Linked DNA regions of Homo sapiens: region 2 is linked to region 1. Evidence: chromatin contacts called from ENCODE POLR2A ChIA-PET data. All regions are on one chromosome and are shown on one strand. Each heading gives the region's core, a stretch centred on a gene start or an enhancer-like site at or near the end of the contact. The rest is flanking DNA. Distances are from core to core; before and after follow the strand shown.

Region 1 (4,523 bases), core at 1,237-3,736:
CATCGAGCTGTGGGCACTCCCTGAGCTGGGGAGTTGGGGTAGGGGTGAGATGGAACTGGAAAAGCAGAAGAGAGAGAGAGTGAAGCCCCTCCAACTACAGGTCCCTGCACCCCTGAGCTCCTGGCCAGCTAGGATGCCATTAGCAATGCACGGCCATTGAATTCCATCACTGCTTCCTATGTATTGACGCCATCCCTAAGTAGATTAGAAACTCAATGGTGGGACTGTGACTTGAAATTCTTTGGCACTCCAGCCCAGAGTGGCAGGTGGGCCCAAATGGCACTCTCCGCCCAGTACTTGGGTCACAGGCTGAGGGGTAATCCTCACCAACAGGAGCCCCCTAAAGCTCCTCCTGCCTGTGTGAATGGGGTGGGGGAGGGTGGCCAGACTGGGTCGGGGCGGGGCTCCTATCCTGCCTCCCACCAGGGCCTGGCTCCTCCTTCAGCTCTCCCTGGCCAGGCCAGGGAGGGAGGGCAGAGCAGGTGGGGAAATGGCTGGGAGGTGTAACTCGAGCCCAGGAGGAATTCCCTGCCCTTCCTCTATGCTTTTATTAAAGTAGGGCGGGGAAGGGCAAGCTTCCATCGGAAAAATCTCCCAGGCAGCCCGGAGAGGTGGGAAAGCCGCCGTGGGCCAGGGAGGGAGCACCAGCTGAGCTGCAAATAGAAACGGCGCTCAGGCCCGCAGCCCGGGCAGCCCAAGGGCACCAAGGCCTGAGCACCGTTCAGAAGCGGCTCCGGGGTGGTTCTTTCTCCCTACTCCCCGCCCAAGTCCTCTCCCCGCCTATCTGGGGCAGGGCGCAGGTCTTAGAAGTCGGGGAAGAGTGGACCCTGCTCTTGCTCTGGGGCAAGAAAGCTGGCGCCTTCGGTGTCCTCGCTCGGGAGACACCATGGAGCTGGGGCGCTGGCTGGACTCGGCTCTACGCCGGGATGTCGCGCCTGGTCACCCGCGGGACCCATCCAGAGCGGGGCCCCGGGAGGGACGCCAAGCGGGCTCCTAGCGAAGAGAGGCGCGGGGTCCACCCTCTCGAATCCAGGGCTTCGACGTAGGGGCGCTGTTGGGAGGAAGCGCTGTGGGAGGCAGGGTCCGTCCTTAGGACCCCGCCCGGGCGTGCCTAGGCTTCCTCGCAAAAGCGCAGAAAGTCGCCAAAGCGCCCCCGCAACCCGAGTCCGCTGCCTCAGCCGTTTGCACCCATCCCCCCGCCTCCATCCTGGCCCGCCGTGCGCGGCTCGGTATCACCCAGACGGGAGGCCACCTGGGCAGGAGCGCAGTTGCCCAGCCGCCCAGCTCTTGCTCCGCCTGTGGCTGTCCCCGAGAGCAGCCCCCTCCCCACTCGCAAAGAGCGCCACTGCGCGCCAGCCGGGCTCTCGAGGAATCGGCTGCCCTGGAGGGAAGGAAGGAGGGGAGGCAAGGGCTGGGGGCGGCGGAAGCGGCTCCCGGGACACAGGCTGAATGTAAGGGGGTCGGGGTGGGGGCTCAGTGCCCAGAACAGGGCTGTAGGAGTAGCGGGGAGGAGAGCGAGGCCCTGCGCCCTCAAGGGTTTGCGAAGAGGTGCGCTGCAGAGGGCGAGCTGGGGAGGGGCAGACTGCCAAGTCCGCTTGCTTCCCCGCCACGGCCCAGAACAGGGGGCGCGTCTCCGCTCCCTCCACCTCCAAGTCCCAGCCTGCGGACGTGGCGCCTCTCCCTCCAAGCCCCCAGCCCGCAGCCAAAGGGCAGGGCGGGGGTCTTACCTCGGCATGGACCTCCGCGTCTTCGGCCGCTACGCCAAGGCCCAGGCAGCCCAGAAGCACCAGGAGCAGCGGCAGCAGTCGCGGCCGCGCCGCCTCCTCCCGGTCGCCGAGGAGGCTGCCCGTCCAGCCCGGCCGTCCGGGCGCGCTCGGGTCGCTGCCCATGCTCTCGGCGCCCAGCCCAGCTCGGAACACTGCACGCCGGATCCTCGCACGCGCCTTGGAAACTTGCGACGCTCCCTGGCTCCTGGCCCGGCAGGCGCGCCGCGGACCTCGGGCTCCCGGTCCCCGCCGGAGCCGCCTAGGTCGCCTCGGCAAATTCCCAAGCCCGAGGAGAAGCGGGCAGGGCAGGTCCGGGAGCTCGGAACCAGCCGGCGGGAAAGGGGGCCGACCGGAGCTGCCCCCGGCGAGGTTCCGCAGCCTCGGCGCCCAGCGCCTGGGGCCCGGCTCCCGAGAGCAAGCGCAACTCCGGAGCCTTTGTCTGGCTCAGCGCTCCGGCCGCCCGGTCCCGCGGCGCTCCCTGCGCGCCCAGCTCCCTCTGTCCATGCCCGGGGCCGGGCGCTGCCCGGAGCGCGCGCCTCCTGCACGGGGATTCTGCTCGCCGCCGCGCCCGACCGGGCCCGGGTCCCCAAGCAGTCCCGGGAGGAGGCGCAGGGAGCCGACCCGAGAGAGCGAGCGAGAGAGCAAGCGAGCCAGCCAAGGAGCGGGCGCCCGACGTCCCCGGCGAGTTCAGCGCGGCTCCGGGCGCTCCCAGCCCTCCTCCCCGCGCGCCGCGGCCGCCGCGCTCTTAAAGGGCCAGTGTGCTCCCAATGCGCGGACCCGGGCGGGGACCGGGGGCGGTGCCCCAGCCGCAGGCTTCTCACAAGCAGGTGCGGGCGGCCGAGGCCCGACAGGTGGGCGGTCCGTTTACGCTTCCCAGACGGCAGGAAACCTCTCCAGCCCACCCCGCGTCACTCCCAACCCAGCGCCTAGGGGGCGGGGGTGACCTCCAACGCGACCCCCCGCGGAGGGAGGAGGCAGGGAAGGCGTGGTCTCCCCGCCTGGGAAGAATGAAGACTCCTCCTTCTCATACCTGGTGGGGGATACCGAGGCCTAGGCGGACGGGAAGGAGGTCTTAGGGGAGGGATCAAAGAGTCGTTTTAGGCTTAAATATAAATATATATGTATATATGGATATTTGTCAGCCTGAAACCTCTTTTCAAAAGCCGCAGGGTGTCTCTGGCCATTGAATAACTTTCCTCAGTAGCAAAGTGAGGGTTTTGTGCGCGTCGAGGGCGCGTTGCGGCGGACAAGGGGCAGGTTTAGGAGGGACACGGTTCAAGTTCCGCGTCCGCCCCTTAGCTGCCGCTTGCACGTGGGCAAATTAATCTCTCCGAGCCTCCATGTTCTTATCGGGAACGTGGGGCAAAGAGTTGGGGTGAGGGCGAGGTAAGACTTCCGGCTCCTGGCCTGGCGCAATAGGTGCCCAAGCACTTTGGCCACTGGCTGGTGCGAGTGAAGTGCGACAGTGCGGCCGGAGTCGGCGCGGGGCGGGTGGACACACCTCCCCGCGAAGCTTAACGAGCTGGATTTCATTCTATTCCGGAAGCAGCTTGAGGTCGGGGCGGGGTGGATGCAGGAGGCCAGAGCTGGGAGGCCCGGGTCGAAGGTCCACCGAGACCCGGGGACCAGGCCAAGGGCAGCCCTGGCGCGGCGGACTGGCCGGCGTGGTCAGTGGGTGAGGGTTGCAGGCAGGAGGGCGGAGACCGAAGATAAGCTGTTCCTTATCTTCAGACCCGGAAATGGAAGCCGTCCTCACCTGAGGGCGGTTTTCTCTAGAGCAGGCCCTCGGGGCACCCTAGCCGGCCTCACCTCCCGGAAACTGGAAATCAGGAGACCTGGCAGAGTGCCTTAGAGAGGGCGCGTTTGAACCCTCCTGGGATGTCCTTGGGGAAAGGAAGTCGGAGTTTAGAGAAAGGAACCGGGCGATTCTATCATTTCCACGGACTCACTTCTCTGTGGGATCCTTCATCTGGGAAGTTGGTTTCTAAATTCTCCACTTCGAAATTTGCTTTTGGGAAATGTGCAGTGGTCTTCAGACACGGACAACGGGGTTGTCCTTGTTTAACCGACCACGTCGCACTCTTTCATGATATTTAGTCCCGATTAGCCAATTTTAAAAAGTTTGGGGCTAGGTAAAGTGGCTCAAGCCTGTAATCCCAGCACTTTGGGAGACCGAAGTGGGAGGATTGCTTTAGCCCAGGAGTTCAAGACCAGCCTGGGCAACATGACAAGACCCCATCTGTACAAAGAATACAAAAATTAGCCAGGTGTGGTGGTGTACGTCTGTAGGCCCAGCTACTTGGGAGGCTGAGTTGGGAGGATCACTTGAACCCAGGAGGTTGAGGATGCAGTGAGCTATGATCATGCCGCTGCCCTTCAACCCGGCTGTCAGAGCGAGACACTGTCTCAGAAAAAAAGAAAAAAAAAGTTGGGGTTTAAGGGGCTAGCTGTTAGTGAGAGGAGCCCAGGAATGAGTGGAGCAACGTTCTTTGAGGCCTGGGTCGGTCAAGTCTGGTGATTTTCTCTCTGTTGGAGGTTCCTCTCTTGGGGTCCAATCCTGCCTTAAGGAAATGACATCCCCTGTGACCAGATCTTGAAGCTCCCAATTATTGGTTCTGGCTCCTATAGGTACTTTGGGAGTCCAAGGTGGATTTGCATCTACATCCAACCCAAGATAGCTGGGTTTCTACTGGGTCTGGACAGCACCCAAAGCCCGAAAGGACTAGTCAGTGGGACTGAGATGTGTGAACTGCAGCC
Region 2 (4,379 bases), core at 1,815-4,314, 360 kb after region 1:
GACTCTGTCTCGAAAAAAAAAAAAAAAAAAAAAAAAACTCCTATTCTAGGACTTTCTGTATGTGCTTTAAAAAACTGCCGGGTATTATTGAATTTCCCTCCAGAAAATGGTGTACCTATTTATACTCTCACTCAAAGTGGATAAGAGTGACTATCCACATGCCTATTATTCTATAGCTTACTGAACTTTTGGATTTTTGCTAGTCTGAGGGATGACATTGAATCTTATTTCCATTTAAGGAGTTTGAGCATCTACCTGTATATCTGCGGCCACTTTTATGTCTTTTACTCTGAAGTGCTTTGTTGTATCCTTCTCCCTTTGAGGGTGGGAAGTGGGTCTTGGCTCTGCATTGTCACTTTTCGGATTGCCACCCCCAGGAAGTGTTAGGAGAGCTCCCTCTGCGATGGGTGGTGCTGGGGGCTGAGGCGGGCAGGGGCTCATCTGCTTTCCATTTTTTATTTCCCTCCCTGGTATTTGATTTTTTAAAAATCATGTCCAGTATTACTGTCACATTTTTTAAAAAACTGTTCATTTTTAATCATTAAGACAAAAAAGACATGATAAAAATAATGGCTGAATAAAGAGTAACAGCAGGGTAAAAAAATAACATTTTAGAGGGGATTTTGTAATAATGGACTCTATATGTGATAATTCGTTTTAGATAGTTTATAAAGGAACTGTAAATTTCTGTTAGTTTATAAAGATATTTATGATGCATTGTTTAATGGGAAATGAAAATGATAGATGAGCATGAATATAGTATGATCTATGTTGGCTTTTTAAAAAAGGGGAGAAGAGGGAGAGGAGGAAGAAGACAGAAACAGGGAGAGGGAAGAGAGGAGAGGGGAGGAGGGGTTGAGAGGGGAAGGAAGAGGACAGGAGAGGAGGGGAGATAACATTGTCAGCTTGAGGACGGGTGCCATTCTCTGCCATCCCGGCCCTGCTGTCATGAATGGGTCCAGGTGCAGGCCTCCCTCCCGGATTGCCATGAATTTCAGCGCAGGCATGTAAGTGAAGCTCTTGGCAAGCACCCTACACAGACAGGATCATTAAATATCTTTTCTGTGTTTATTCTTTGAAGACACTGCAAGCATTTCATGTAGACAAGGAGACCCTGTGCTAGGCCTGTGGGTGGGATAGCACTCCCCTCCTCTCCAGACCCTCTATGCTCCAGAGCCTGGCCTCCATGGACTGCCTCATTTGGGGGTCAGCAAGTGGAAAGTGGACTGGAGGTCAGAGGGCAGGAGGAGGGCAGAGTGGGCATTTGCCCCCACCCCGCATGGCTCCTTCAGCCCCTGCTGGCTCACCGTGAGCAAACCACCGCCATTTCCCTCCTGTAGCCACAGTCTGGCTGTAGAAGCCCAGGGGGCCACTCCCTCCTGGCCCCTTTAGACCTCACGGTGCTGAAGGCTGCCCCAGGTGCCAGCCTGCCCAGTGACCACCCTCCTTGCTCCCCGTGCCCTGCCCGCACCTTTGTCACGTGTCCCTTCATGCCAGGCCCTCCATTGCATCCACCCCTTGCTCAGCCCTAACAGCTGGGTCTCACATGCGAGCCCCCACCACACTGTGTCACTCCTGCAGACTGTGAGCCTTTTGAGGGCAGGGGCCAAGTGGTACCAGCAGGAGCAGAGGGCACCATCGATGCTTCCTGAATGAATGAATGAATGAATGAATGCGCAAATGGAGAATGGAGACTAACACATCACTGTCCACACAGGAAGTGTGCAGACCTTCCTGTGTGTAGACCTCTCAGAGCTCCTTGCTCAATCAAATGGCTGCTGCTCTGCCCCAACCAGAGCACCCACATCACCATGGGGGAAACAGCATCACCTGGAGGAGGCTTGAAGGCCCAACCAGCGATGACAGCTGGGACCTGAGGACGCCCATGAGCCCTGGTCACAGCTGCCATCGGTGGCTCCGTTCATTCATCTATCAAGGGCTGCCTGGTGGCCTGCTCTGTACCAGGGCCTCCCGGGGCCACTAGGAGGACAGTGCTGTCATCTCCCACCCTTTTTTGAGCCAGGGACTGATTCACTCCACTGAATCTTCCAATGTTTGAAAAGAAGAGGGTTATTTGAAGACCAAATAAGTTGATCTATGTGGCCAAAGTCACGCGACCACACGCTGGACACACAGGGAGATGGACATGCAGGCCCCTCACCGAGTCAGGAGCAAAAAGAGAGTGGCCTGCAAGGCCCTGAGACAGGAGCACTGAGGAGGGAGCACTAACGGGGGAGCACCTCCCTCTGTCCGAGAGGGTTGCTAAGACGCCACAGAGGCCAAGAAGGGTAAATGGAGCTGGCTAAGTGGGCAAGGGGTAGGGGGACAGCTTTCCTGGGAGAGAGGCCAGCAAAGGCAAGGCCCGGGCACTTCCATGGCCTCTGGAGACGCACCATGTGTTTGTGTGTGAGACGGGAGAGTGACGGGGAGGAGTGTGGATCCTGGCTCAGGCCACTGAGGACCAAGAGGTTGTGGCTGAGACTGGGAGAGGGAGCCGGTGTGGGGTGACATGTGCGGGAGGAGAGGTCCAGAAGAACGAGGTGACAGACCTTCCTGGCCTCAGCTTCCAGAGTGTCTGAATCCCGTCCCCAGGATCTCACAAGCCAGCTGGAGAATTGCCTGCCCGGGGCCAACCCCTGTCTCAGAGCCAGGCCTGTCAGGGAGACACAGCCCAGGTTGGGGAGTCAGGGAGCACCCTCCGACCTCCCCTATCTCCAGGGCACTGTGGAGCAACAAAGGGAACCTGAGACCAGTCCTGAGCAAGGTTTAGTGGAAGGACAGGACTGACCCAAAGGGACAGGGCTAGAGAAGGTGCTGAGGCGGCCACGGGGGGTATCGGAGGACACATCCCAGACACCCCAACTCCTCACCTTCTCCAGTCCCTGCGTCTGTCCCTGGATCCCTCCCTCGGCAGGGCAGGGTCGGCCCAGCGTGGCAGGAGGGGATGAGGTGCCAGCCACTCACCTGAGGTCGGGAGCAGGAGGAGCAGGAGCAGGGCCCCCAGGCCCCTGGGCGTCGCCATCCTTGGCCAGCCTTGCCCACGCCAGGAGCTCTGTGGCTGTCTGGCCCTCTGGCCCCAGGCTCTGCTGAGCTGGCCTGCCCCCACCCTGCAGCCCCACCACTCTGGCTTCCTGTGTCCTCTTTCTCACCCTTCCTGCTCGATGGCGCCATTGGTTGGGTTGTGAAAGGTGAGTGTGGGGAACTGGGCAGTGCTCCCAGTCTCACCGCACCCTGGGTCCACCTGCAGAGGGAGCTGCTGAGCCCACCCAGGTATGTGCCCCCGGGGCCCCACTGGGGTGGGATCTACGGGGCTAGGGGCTGGGTGGCCACAGGGGCCTGGCTCAGAGCGGATCCCTGGGAACTGTGGTGAGCACAGGCTTTGGAGTCAGGCGCACCTACTCAGACCCCTCCTCTCACAAGCTGGGAGCCTCTCTGAGCCTCAGTTTCCTCCTCTGTAAAGTGAAGATGGCAATGGGGCTGCCTCCTAAGGCTGTGTCAGGGTTTGATGAGACCTGCAACAAGCTGGGCACAGAGCCTGGCTCTGGGCATGAGGACGAAGACCCAGATGGTGCCTATGGCTTGAACCAGGCTGGAGGGTGTGGGAGGAGAGCAGGAGCTGGCCCTGCAGCCTGAGCTTCCCCCACCAGCCTGGATAACAGGACGGACCCAGAGGCAGGGTAGCGGGAAGACAGCAGTGCGGCCCCGGGGGCTGGTCAGGCCTGAGCTAACATCCATCCTGGCCACTTCCTGGCCGGGTGACCTTGCATGCACTGTCTGTCACCCTGAGCCTCCCGAGGTGTGTGATGAAATCATGGATGACGCAGGCGGAGCCGCCTGTGGCCATTACATCATTTCTGATCATCAGAGCTGTGAAATTGTTGTCTTTACACCCCAAATGGTCACTGATCAGGTGGGAGGTGGGGGTGGCAAACACTCCTGGGCTTCAGCCTAAAGGAATTAGGGCGCCAGCCACTCGGGCCAACTCTGGAGGCCCCACGGATGCACTGTGCATGAGGCCATGGCCACTTGGCAATTGGAAGGTGAAGGGCATCCCACCAAGGTGTGTGGTTGCTGGCATCCCCCTCTGGCCCACGGGGCTGGCACTAGCCCTACTCAGCCTTGGGATTGAACTGGGGAGCCGCTCAGCCCCTGCTGGCCTCCATTTCCTCCTCCTCCCACTCAGTGTCTCCTGCTGAGCCCTCTGGGTCTGGGAAGGGGTAGGGAGGGGATGTCAGGGTCACTCATGGTGTGGGAGCAGGTGGGAATTCAGCATGGAGCAGCAGGTCAGAGCCCAGGGCTTCCTGAGCCCCAGAAACTTCCTCTGCAGGGAGGGCTGCGAAGGCAGATGAATGGCTGGGCCTGCCACTGCTCCACACCTG

Evidence for each region. ChIA-PET counts read pairs that join two places held with the same protein, here RNA polymerase II (POLR2A).
Region 2: POLR2A ChIA-PET joins it to region 1 with 19 read pairs in HepG2. The contact joins the promoter of ADGRG3 here to the promoter of MMP15 in region 1. POLR2A ChIA-PET finds 5 or more read pairs at or near these places in 3 of 52 experiments (Caco-2, HepG2 and WTC11).

The regions. Positions count from the first base shown.
Region 1 is chr16:58,023,717-58,028,239 of GRCh38, reverse strand. It overlaps MMP15 (matrix metallopeptidase 15), which reads right to left and starts at 2,486. Exons shown (of 10, transcript NM_002428.4): 1 at 1,728-2,486. The coding sequence starts at 1,889. RefSeq lists enhancers at 822-1,371, 1,922-2,471, 2,704-3,289, 3,290-3,877 and a silencer at 2,338-2,477.
Region 2 is chr16:57,666,991-57,671,369 of GRCh38, reverse strand. ADGRG3 (adhesion G protein-coupled receptor G3) reads right to left here and starts at 3,064. Exons shown (of 12, transcript NM_170776.5): 1 at 2,965-3,064. The coding sequence starts at 3,022.